Regions from separate parts of the Homo sapiens genome. Here region 2 is linked to region 1. The links are chromatin contacts, found by Hi-C or POLR2A ChIA-PET in ENCODE. All regions are on one chromosome and are shown on one strand. The core of a region is the stretch at or near the end of the contact, and the rest is flanking DNA. Distances in the headings are between cores, read along the strand shown.

What was found. A loop is a pair of places that touch in the nucleus more often than their neighbours do. ChIA-PET counts read pairs that join two places held with the same protein, here RNA polymerase II (POLR2A). Pooled maps may share reads with other maps.
Region 2: a loop to region 1 is called in a map of heart right ventricle, with 2.5 times the contacts of the local background. The contact joins two enhancer-like sites. A Hi-C loop is called at or near these places in 4 of 168 maps with a recorded cell type or tissue (aorta, ascending aorta, heart right ventricle and 1 more), 7 of 37 single-sample maps with no recorded cell type and 13 of 50 pooled maps. POLR2A ChIA-PET finds 5 or more read pairs at or near these places in 2 of 52 experiments (activated CD4-positive, alpha-beta memory T cell and naive thymus-derived CD4-positive, alpha-beta T cell).

The regions. Positions count from the first base shown.
Region 1 is chr2:85,992,750-85,998,444 of GRCh38, reverse strand. It overlaps LOC105374843 (a long non-coding RNA gene), which reads left to right and starts at 367. Exons shown (of 3, transcript XR_940318.3): 1 at 367-474; 2 at 804-1,014. RefSeq lists enhancers at 3,904-4,083, 4,124-4,313 and a cis regulatory region at 4,054-4,567. Within about 2 kb of position 3,469, at least 20 of the 41 ENCODE cell types and tissues checked have a DNase peak (open chromatin) inside an H3K27ac peak, as active enhancers do.
Region 2 is chr2:86,064,056-86,069,748 of GRCh38, reverse strand. POLR1A (RNA polymerase I subunit A) reads left to right here. Exons shown (of 34, transcript NM_015425.6): 14 at 4,284-4,475. Among named protein-coding and RNA genes, the nearest start is that of POLR1A, 39 kb to the left of the region's middle. RefSeq lists an enhancer at 1-277 and a silencer at 3,196-3,396. Within about 2 kb of position 1,453, at least 6 of the 41 ENCODE cell types and tissues checked have a DNase peak (open chromatin) inside an H3K27ac peak, as active enhancers do.

The DNA of each region.
Region 1 (5,695 bases), core at 2,220-4,719:
AATGTCTCCGCTAACCCGCAGTGGCAAGGAGATGAAAAGAATCTCAGAAATGCTATGTTTAATTTAAAGCAGACCCAGCCTGCCTTAGCCAGGCTGTAATTTCACTCAGAATAACCAGATTGTTTTTCTTGGACATTCCAGGCCACCCCCTGTTAAAGCCCAAATGGAATGTTAGGGGGCCCCTTACTGGGGGCCACATGGCTGTCCGAAACTCATTCTCCCTTGGGCCAAGGACTCCTGCTTTGGGGAAGGTCAGGACCTCTCTGAGCGTCACTTAAGGGCCTCCCCTTGGCTCCCTGGCACTCCTCCCCACCCGGCACCCCACCCCTAACTTGGTGCCCAGAGTTCTAAGGGTAAAAGGTCGTCATAGATGAGAACAGCAACACCATCTGTTCACTCTGTGTTCTCTGTGCCCAGTGTTGTGTGAAACTTTCTATCCAATATCTTGCAAAATCCTTACAGCAACCCTATAAGGTGGGTAGAATTTTTTGTGATTCTCCTTCTACAGAGGGTGATAGGGAGGCTGCATAACCTGTCCCAGGTGGCCCAGTTGGGATTTGAGCTCGCTTAGCTCTGGGTGCAAAGCCCAGGCTCTCTGGGCTGCCCATCCCAACGGCCCCTCCCTCCTGGGGCTGAGGAGTTCGGGGGACATTTGTTTCAAGGGAGCTGCCCTTGTTGGCCATCTGGGTATCTGTGGAGGGAGTCGTTATGGGGACACCTGGGTGACAGACAGCTGAAGGGAGGAGGTGCTGTAATCCTGAGCCCTTCTTCTTTCTAGTTGCTGACACCCCTACTTTGGGTAGGGTTGGGTCGGGGCCTTCCAATCTCTATAGGTTTTACTGCTTCCAAAGACCTGGCATACTCCTGGTTTGTGATGATCAAGTTCTGGGTCAGAGCAGGGAGAAGCAGCCCATGAGGCCGGTGAAATGGTGCCCAATGGAGGGGAAGGCCCTGGCTTGTGATCTTGGGCAAGTCCCTCCTCATACCCAGCTTCAGCTTCTCCTCTATAAAATGGTAAGTGGGGATGGAATGGCAGAGAGATGCGGGGCTCTGATTTCTCAGGCCTCTTCTGGCCCTGACATTCTCTGACTTTATTCTGCCAGGATCTGTGCAGATGGGCCTTGGCCCAAGGAGACATGGGAGGTAGAAGGAAGGGAGGGACTGGCAGGGGAGGGACTTCTGGGGAAGTTTCCAGGACTTGGGGGAGGAGAAAAGAATGAGTGGAGCCTGAAGCCAGAACCAGGCATGGGGTGGCCCAGATGGATTTATTCCAGAGCCTGGCCTTCTTCCTGCAGGCCTGAGGGACACTGTGGCTGGCTCAGGGCATAAGTATGCCCCAAACAGAGGGAGGGGCCTCTCTCTGCCTGGTGCCCCCTCCACTCTCAAGGCTCAGCACAACTAAAAAATGGGCTAAAAAATGAGCACTAAAAAAATTTTTAGTGCAACTAAAAAATGAGCTCTCTTGCCTCACTACTGGGGCTGCCTTTGATTTCATGGGGAATAAGGAAGGGGCCAAGGAGTACAGGATCCCAGGTGGTGGATTCTGTGACTGATGAGACCCCTCCAGCTCCCCAGGCCTGGCCGGCAAGAGGAAAGCTCATGTTGCTGATGGGGTGGAAGCCAGGATCTGCAGGCCTGGGAAGGGGCTGATAAGGGGCTGCTCTCACTGCTCAGGGGACAATGAGCTTAGTGTGGGAGGGCTGGGCTGTTGCTTTCCCTCAGGGCTCCCAAGAGAGGTTTCCATGGCACCCAGAAGCTGACTTGGCCACAAGTGTCAATGAAGACATTGTGTGGGGGTTCTTGAGCCCCACCTCTCTCATGGGGTGGGGAGGAGGGGGTGCGAGGCAGGGGAGCCGTCCCTCTAGTCCTGCAGATGCCCCTGTGTACTGTGCTATGAGATGGGACTGGGGCCTCCAAAGATACCCACCTCCTTCCTCTTCTTCAGGAAAGGGTGGAGCTGTTGGGGGCCTTCCCAGGGCAGACACTATATGAGATCCCGAATCCAGGCATGCGTTCCTCAGGAGCTGCTCACCTGGGAGAGGGAGGCAGACAGGTGACACATGCCCTCTTTGTACCTTTTTCCCACACTGAAGCCAACAGGTTGTGTCCCTCCTCTACCAATTCACCTGTAGGAATGACAAGACTCAGCCGGGGTGACAGAGTGAGACCTTGTCTCTAAATTTATTAATTAATTTAGCTTGGAGACTCTTGCATGCCTCACCTAAACACTGGTCAATCCATGGGTTGGCCAGTGCCCCTTGACCTGGGTAGCTTGGGTCAGACAAGTGAGTGGGGTCATGACACTCTCTCTCTCAGGAATGTGGCCTCCAAGACTCAGAGGGAAATTGCCTCTCGTGGAGACACCGGTTCCACTTGGACTAGGCATGGTGCTACCCAGACTCCTCCAGGACTGAAGGGCCTGCACCCCAGTGGTTGTCCCTCAGCTAAGCCCTCTTTGGGAGCAATTCAGCCCAAATCCAATGACTGGTCAATATAAAGGCATAAAGGCCAGGTACTCTTGTCCCAACTCAGGGCAGCTGTCAGCGTCCAGCCCAGCTCCAGCGCTCCTCCAGGGCTTGGCCAAGGTCTTTGTTGGGACTGTATCACAGCCCAGTTTCTCCCACCGCCACTCCCTCCTTCTCCTTGTGTGTCCTGACTCCAGGGCACACAATAAACTGTCTGCCCACCTATGTCCATCTTAGAGTGTTTCCCAAGGAACAGGAAAGATGCCACAGGGAGGGCAGGAAAGAGGATGCGTAATTAGGCCTCTCACAGGTCTGCCCCTTCTGTCCCAGCTGACTCCTGCCTCTTCTGCAGGGGGTGGGGTGGAAGCAGTGCCTCCACCCCCACCTCTGACCTTCCTGCCTGTCTGTCCTAGAGAACGTTTGCCTGGCTCTCAGGGTCTCCAAAGGAAGAAGTCAAATAAGTCACAGAGAAGCAAGGCCAGACATGATATTGCCTCTCTGGGCCTTAGTTTCTTCATCTATAAAATGGATCACTGCCACTTACTTTGCAGAATTTAGAGGAAGATCCAGAAAAAGAACATAAAGCTACTAGTTTAAGGCTTTCTTATTCTGCTGGGTCTGAAGTCAGTCATTGATGGGCTAGAAAAACAAAAGAGCCCCAATGATCGTCATGTACAGTCCCAAAGATTCCCAGGACAATGGCCATCCACTTCACCATTTCCCCTGGAGTGAGTGCGCTTAAGGACTCAAACACTACCAGTGACTCTCCTTGACAGATGGCATCATCCATGCCAGGCGGTGCCCCGAGCCCTCTTCATCCTCCTTGTGCCCACTCATTCTGCAGAGAAACAACCGGAGGTCAGGGAGACTCAGCCGGGGTCACACAGCTGGTACACTGTGGAGCCAGTCCCACCCAAGGTGCGACACCCCCAAGCTTTGGTTTGGGTAGAGCCACTGCTCTCACTTCCTCCCCATTGCAAAAGGGACTCAAGGTGGGAATCAGGGTCAGCTGCACCCTGAGAGGAACTTACCTGATTTGCAGCCAGGGATGCTCCTCTCATCTTTTGGGGAACTATTGAGAAAGGAAAGACGTGCCCAATTTCCCAGGATTTCTCTGAATTCCTGGATATTTACTCCTCAGATTTCACATCTGGGGGATGCAGTGATGTGCTGAAGCTAGCTCATACCAGCTCAAAAAAGCTGACCATGCTCCTCTCCTCACAGTTCCACGTCCACACCTTCATGTTGGTCACCATGGTGGGAGTAGGGACACCATGAGAACTGGCAATTCTACCCATCAGGGATTTAAGGGCTTTTGTTTTCAGAGAGCTGTGGTTACACACTGCCCAGCACACCCCTGGGTGGGTTCCTTAGGACCCCTAGGGAAGTAGTCCCAGCTACTCAGGAGGCTGAGGTGGGAGGATCGATTGAGCCCAGGAGGTCGAGGCTGCAGTGAGCTGTGATTGTGCCACTGCATGCTAGTCTGGGCAACAGAGCAAGACTCTGTCTTAAAAAAAAAAAAAAAAAGATGCATTCTCTTTATACATGTTACACTTTAAGTTTTTGGAGGAAGAAAAAAAGAGCATTTTCTTTTGAAGTTACTCACATTTTAGTGGGGATAGAGGCCAATAATGCCACTGGCTCCAATGATAAGAGTTTTACTAGCTTTTCTAGTTTTTTGCTAGTTTTTCTAGAGGGCCCAGGGGAGCCAGGGAGATACCCTTTGGGCTGTGGGGTTTCATTTTGGTCACATGTCTCATTTCTGCCTCTGATTCTGCTAGTTCTCAGAACCACTAATATTCTGCCCTACATGTTAGGGTCTATTTTTAGAACTTCCTCTTGACAGCACCACTCCTATCTTGTGTCCACAGAAGGGGATCCTGACTCAGCACAGGGTTCTCGGGTGTGCGGATCCCGGGCTGGGCCTCTTGAAGACCTGTGTGGCCCTTGAGCCCTCAGCTTACTTTTTTTTTTTGAGATGGAGTCTTGCTCTGTCACGCAGGATGGAGTGCAGTGGCGCGATCTGGGCTCACTGCAACCTCTGCCTCCTGGGTTCAAGTGATTTTCCTGCCTTAGCTTCCCAATATCTGGGATTACAGGTGCCCTCCACCATGCCCAGCTAATTTTTGTATTTTTAGTAGAGATAGGGTTTCACCATGTTTGTCAGGCTGGTCTGGAACTACTGACATCAACTGATTAATCTACCATGGCCTCCCAAAGTGCTGTAATTACAGGCGTGAGCCACCACGCCCAGCCCCTCAGCTTCTTTTTTAATTTTTTAATTTTTTTTTATTTTTTTTGAGATGGAGTCTTGCTCTGTCACCCAGGCTAGAGTGCAGTGGCATGATCTCGGCTCACTGCAACCTGCGCCTCCTGGGTTCAAGTGATTCTCCTAGCTCAGCCTCACGAGTAGCTGGGACTACAGGCGCGTACCACCACGCCCGGCTAATTTTTTGTATTTTTAGTAGAGAGGGGGTTTCACCATGTTAGCCAGGATGGTCTCGATTGCCTGACCTTGTGATCCGCCTGCCTCAGCCTCCCAAAGTGCCCCTCAGCTTACTTTTAAAGACCTTGTTCCAATAACACATCAAACAGCCCACACTGAGTATATGTATGTATATACACATATATGCACACATATGTGTATTATTTATTTGTTTATTTTTAATTGACACATAATAATTGCACATATTTATGGAATACATAGTGATGATTTGATACATTTAATGTATAGTGATCAGATCAGGATCATGTGTATTTTTAATATTGCAAAATATTTTTAAATGGTTTTGATAATTTTTCTTTTTAAAATAATAGTACATGAGCAACTTGTTATTTCTTGGCAATCACCACACACTCCTCAAGAATTCTTGCAAAGGAGGAAATGCTACTTTCAATTTGTTTTGCAAATGTAATGAAATTTTTAAAAATACTGAATGTATCAATTAAGGAAGCTGACATAGTGTTCCACTTTGCAGGCATTTAATTAAACATTTATTCACTTTGATCATGCAGTTTTCTTTTTATATTTTGGAAGAAATTAGTTTTTTTTTTCTCATAACTCAGACTTTTCCTGTAAGGATAGTGGCCAATTGATCAACCAGGTCTGGCTGGGAAGTCAACTTTTTGGCCAAGTGGGTGGGCCTGGCCAGGACATTTGGGATGAATAGCAGAGCCACAGCTGGGGTATGCAGGAGAGGTTGTGGGCAGAGAGTAGATGGTCTCAGAAG
Region 2 (5,693 bases), core at 204-2,703, 73 kb before region 1:
GGTCTTGTGTTCAGCACTTAAATTTGGATTCTGCAACTTAGTAGCCCCCGGCTAGCATTAGCATCCCAACACTGTAATGGTTCTCATGGTCCACTGATGACTTTGATCCTTTGTTCTGACAAACATGAGTTTTAAGAAGCAGCCTAACCCCAAGGGCCCAGAAGAGATCCCGCAGCAGCCCGTGAAGGCATCTTCTGTCCCCTTTGAATCCTTTCCTTCTTTCTCCAAGTTCACTCCTCAAGGGCAACCCCTTGTGGTCACAGCTGTCCAGAGGGACACGAGGGAAGGATAGAACTTCCTCCCCCGTCTCCTTAGCAGCTGACTCTTGGCCAGGAGTGGCAGGGGCCTGAGTTAGCATGTGCTCATGGGAGGGACAGAGCGGGGAAAGAGGCAGGCTGCAGGAAAGAAGACAGAGTGTGTTCCAGTGCCTCCTTCACCCTCACCACCCACCCAAAGGTCTGAGTCCTCCTAAATTATAAGCCATTTGCGCCACAATGATTCATAGTTATACATCATTCATTTGGATTGTGGTGGAGTATGAAGAATAATCGTAACGTCAAACCAAGGCTCCCATTTCCCAAGTACTTTTTCAGTGCCATACACTGTGCAGAGAGCACTTTAGAGGCTCCTCATTTCACCCTCCCCACAGTCCTTGGAGGTAGGTGCTATTCATGTCCACATTTTACACTTGAAGGATTCGTGTAACTTGTCCAAGGACACTCAGCTGAGAAGCAGCAGGAAGGACAAGGAGTTCCTGGATCTTCCTAGGGTTTGTGCTACCACAGAGATGGAGACCTCTGTGCACAGGGAGTGCCAGGGGCTGCTCAGAGATGCCTAGTGTCAATCAGCATCCTCTGCTCCTTGGAGCTTCTCTATTCCCATCAGCCGTCTGCCACGAAGGAATCAGGCAGGTGGCCAGGAGCCCGGCATCCCGGACCCTTTTCCCACCAGATGCACCACTGTGGCTTCACAAGGGTCCCGGTTGTTTGAGTTGGCCTTTCCCTTCTCTGCCCACCTTTGTTGGCTGTGGATTAGCAAAGGGACTAAATGTAGGAAGAAGTGGTGAAGGGCCTACCCAGATTACTTGGAAATTAAAAAAAATACATTTGCTAATTTGAAAAGTGGCTTTTTATGTTTTCATTTAAATAATAATGTGGCTCTGTGGTGGTGGCAGTAAAAGCTGCCATTTATTAAGTGGGTCACAGGCCTTAGGCACTGCTGTAAGCAGTTTGCAGACATTCCCTTCCTTATGAGGTTGGTGTGATTTTCAGACAAGGAAACACCAAGTGAGTAATATGTCAGCCAGCAATGAGGCCAAGACTTGAACCCAGCAGCTTTGGACGACACCCGCCCCCCCCCCCCGCCCATGTGCTTGGCTGTGCGTGTTCTTAGCCCCACTCGACAGCCAAGGCTGGGACTAAGGGAAGGCAGGTGACAGGAAGTGGCTGCCAGAACTGTGTGGGTCTCTGACTCTATAGCAGCCGAGTCATATTTCACCAGAGGGGACACTACCGGGGAGCAGCAGATGGTTTTTTGCTGGCAGAGTGACCTGAGGCATTAGCTATGTGGGGAGTTGAGGTGCTCTGAAGTCCTCAGACCAGTGACCTTGAATGTGCTGTGCTTGATTTTGATTGAATACGGTGCAAAGCCATAGGAGACTTCATGCTTACATTGTGTCCTGCAGTGGGCTGACATATAAATCCAAGTGGACCTCATCACATGCTAATATGCCTATGAGTTTTAGGTTGGGCGTACACTTAAGGGAGGCAGGAGAACACAGGTAAATAAACTTAATGTCAATAAATTAATTTATTGAAAAAAGCTTATGGGAGATGGCTTGAAGATTCACTGTACTTTCATTCACTTTCTTTTGTCGGAGGTAAAGAGCTTTTGATTCTTGATAAATTTTATTTAGTCCTTGGTGTAAATGCCAAGAAGTGGAATCCTTATATTTGCTAATGGTTATAAAAATGCAACATGTCTTTATTGGCAGAGTCCTAAAAGGACAAGAGCTGATTTGGTTAAACTAGGAAAACCAGTATTTTGAGGTAATTTTTCTTAGCATATCTTTATTTCCCTTAGTTTCCATATTTCTTTATTTATAATTCAATTTCTTCTCTATTACCAGGTTATCTTCCTTAAGTAACCATAATACTGAATTAAAGTACATTTTGTCGTTGGTTTTATGTACTTAGTAGAGTTTTGTGGCGTCTTTTTACTTAAAATAGGAGTTGAATGGAACTCATTTCTTTTCCATGAAAACAGTTAAACTTTTCATTTATGTGTTACTTTTTGGACTAATTTTTTTTCCTTCTGTTTATTTATTGAGGGCCCATACTTTGTGGAAAGTTTTTAAGCAAGGCTTCAGATATGTTTCCTGACTTCTACTTAGTCAGCTAGAAAATTCAAGTTACAGGGATACCCTATTCACAAAGCATCCTAACCAGAGACATTAATTGTAATGTCATTTTGCTATTAAGGAGAATAGTAAAGCTGACAATTGTCTGGGGTTTTGATTCAGAGGTGTTCTTTCTGATCCTAAGCAGGAGTTAGGAAATTTAGAATTATAAGTAGACCTTTAGTAATTGCTTTAATCAGCATTCTGCCATAGAATTTGTGATGATTGCATTGAAAATGATTTAGCCATCAAAGTAATTGTCTAGTCATGGAAAAATCTGGACAGAGAGAGGAAAAGGCACTGAATAGATCACAGAACCTGTAATTATGTTCTTTAAGGAAAAAAACAAAAGGAAAAATCAGTATCTGCCCCCCAAAGACTGTGAGATGAGTCAAATGCATAATACTGGTTTGGGTTTTTCCCCCAAGCAAAATAAGACCATCTAGGCAACAAGAGGTAGAGTATAATTTTTTTATGTACATTATTAAGTGAAAGCCTTCATAAGAGGGGCTGTGTGCTCCATCTGATCTTGCCTTAGGTCTGTGCCACCTTTCCAGCCCATCTGTAATCGTTATCTTTGAGTTTACATAGAGCCCATCACTGTAGTGTTTAGACCATTTGACAAGGATCCTTTTTTAGCCTTTGAGTTAGTACATATGGTTAAATTTCTGGTGCTTCTCCCAGACTGCATTTGTGAGTTCCCTTAGCCTTAGTTATAAAACATGACCATACTGTTGGCTAGTATTTAACAAATAATCAAATGATTAATAATCTTTATATCCAAGGCACAGGTTTTTCTCAAATTCCTATAAACATTGAAAAGTTTACAAAATCTACATCTTAAAGAACGTCAGTGAGCATAGCTATTTTTACTTCAGCGTGCGTTATGTTGCCGTGAACACAGACCCGACAGATAAGGTTCAGGAGACTGGGGATCAGAATGGCTGTGAAAGTGTCAAATGAAATTAATGCACTCACCAAATCTCAGGCTTTTCATAAAAGCCTTTCTTTTTGGCATCTGGTAGATAACAGCCTTTATTAAGGGCCCACCATGAACCCTGTGCTGTGTTGTGAAGAGATAACTAATAATGGCTATTCTCCCTTCTGCAGTCATGCACATCAGGCCCACTCACAGCTCTCTTGAGGAACCTGTGCCGGAACCCCTTCCTCCCAACACTGGCCAGCTCACCCCTCAGGCCTCAACTGTGAAACTGCCCTTCGGAGAGGCTATTTCTGACCATCCCCCTCACCTCAAGTCTATATTATGACCCACCCTGTTATTTTCCTCTTTGGCATTTAAAACACTTTGTGATATTGTATTTATCCAATCATTTGTTTACTGTCTAGTTCTTCTTCATCATAAAGGACCATGTCTGTTTGGTCCCCTGGAGTAGGGAAAAGCCTACCCAGTGCCTAGGCATTCAGGAGGCTCCTGATAAATATTTGTTGAGTGCATGACTGATTTACAGAAGAGCCAGGCCAGAAACGTGTGAAAAATACTAAAGCATAAAACCAAAGTATAAAAACAAGAACACAGCTGACAGCAGCCAGACCAAATTTAGGCATAAATGCCAAAAATATGCTGGAGTAACTAGAACCAGATGGGATTAAACAGAGAAGGCCGGGGGAACGGGATGAGTTTGAAGCAGTCTTGATATAGGATAGTGGGCAAATGGCAAACGTAGAAGCCAGTGCTAAACCCTGGTCATGTGCTTTGGGAAGCAGTTGGCTCCCAAGCAAGAACATAGTGAGGATGTGGGCAAGACAAGACAGGGATATAAGAAGGGCTCTTGATAGAAAGTGGCTTCCAGGCAGGCGATTAGGGATTAGAGTTTGACTTAAGATTTATTTTCATTCTTCTTGTGTTGTCTGTTTTGGCTTATAGGATGGCCAACCATTGGCGGGACTGATCCAGGATCACATGGTTTCAGGGGCAAGCATGACTACTCGGGGTTGCTTTTTCACCCGGGAGCACTATATGGAGCTGGTGTACCGAGGACTCACGGACAAAGTGGGGCGCGTGAAGCTCCTTTCTCCTTCCATCCTGAAGCCCTTTCCGCTGTGGACAGGAAAACAGGTAATTGGGAGAGAACAGCCAGTGTATGTAACAAAAGGAAATAGGCCACTCATGTAAAAGGTTTTATTCTCAGAAGAGTCCAGACCAGAGACAGAGAAATGGCTAAGCCAGCAATAGTCTGACTTTCTTTCCCCTTTGTTTGGGGTTCCTGAGTCTGGGTGGCTTCAAGGGAGTGTCTAGCAAGAGTAGACTGCATAGTAGCCTGGTGCAGTGGCTCACACCTGTAATCCCAACACTTTAGGAGACTGAGGCGGGCAGATCACCTGAGGTCTGGAGTTTGAGACCAGCCTGGCTAACATGGTGAAACCCTATCTCTACTAAAAGTACAAAATTAGCTGGGCGTGGGATTAGTGCCTGTAATCTCAGCTACCGGGAGGCTGAGGCAAGAGAATCGCCTCAGCCTGAGGCAAGAGAATCGCTTGAACCCAGGAGGTGGAGGTTGTAGTGAGTCAGGATCAGCCACTGCACTCCTGCCTGGGCAACAGAGTGAGACTCCGTCTCCACAAAAAAAAAAAAAGTAGACTGCATAGTTTCTGTCCTTTGCTTCTAACTTAAATTTGGTGTCCTCATAATACAAATATGGTGGTAATAGGCAGTGGTGCTGGTGGAGTAATAGTAATATTTGTTGGGAAGTTCCATATGTTTGCTGAGTGCTTTAGACACATTATCTGATTTAATACTCACGACTAATCTGCAATGCAGACACCATTATTATCTCCATTTAGGAGATGATAAATTACATGCCCAAGACTACAGGAGACAGATCAAACCCAGGACTTTTCAACCCCAGAAGCATCATACCATACTTCCTCTCAAAGTAACCAAATTACATGATATGTGGCGACCAAATAATGAAAAACAGTAAAATATGTTCTTCTGCTGTTGCCTGAGTATCCAAGTTCAGCCTTAAGGATCAACTTCTAATTGGCTATGTGATCTTAGCCCTGTGTGTCTCAGTTCCTCATCATTTCCTGGGACAGTAGAAATTAACTTGCTAAGCTAAGTTCTGATTCTAAACATGGTTTTTCTCTTTGAAACCAGACTAACCCACAAACAAATTCTTGCATAGTGTAGTCACTCTTGCCCTTTTCACCTGTTGGCAAAAAAAAAGCCCGTACCAACCTTTAGAGACACACTAAAAAATCTCACCCGTGACAGAAGCAAAACCTGGACCTATTTCCTAATTTTATTTGGTACAGAGGATTTTAAAAGGATTCA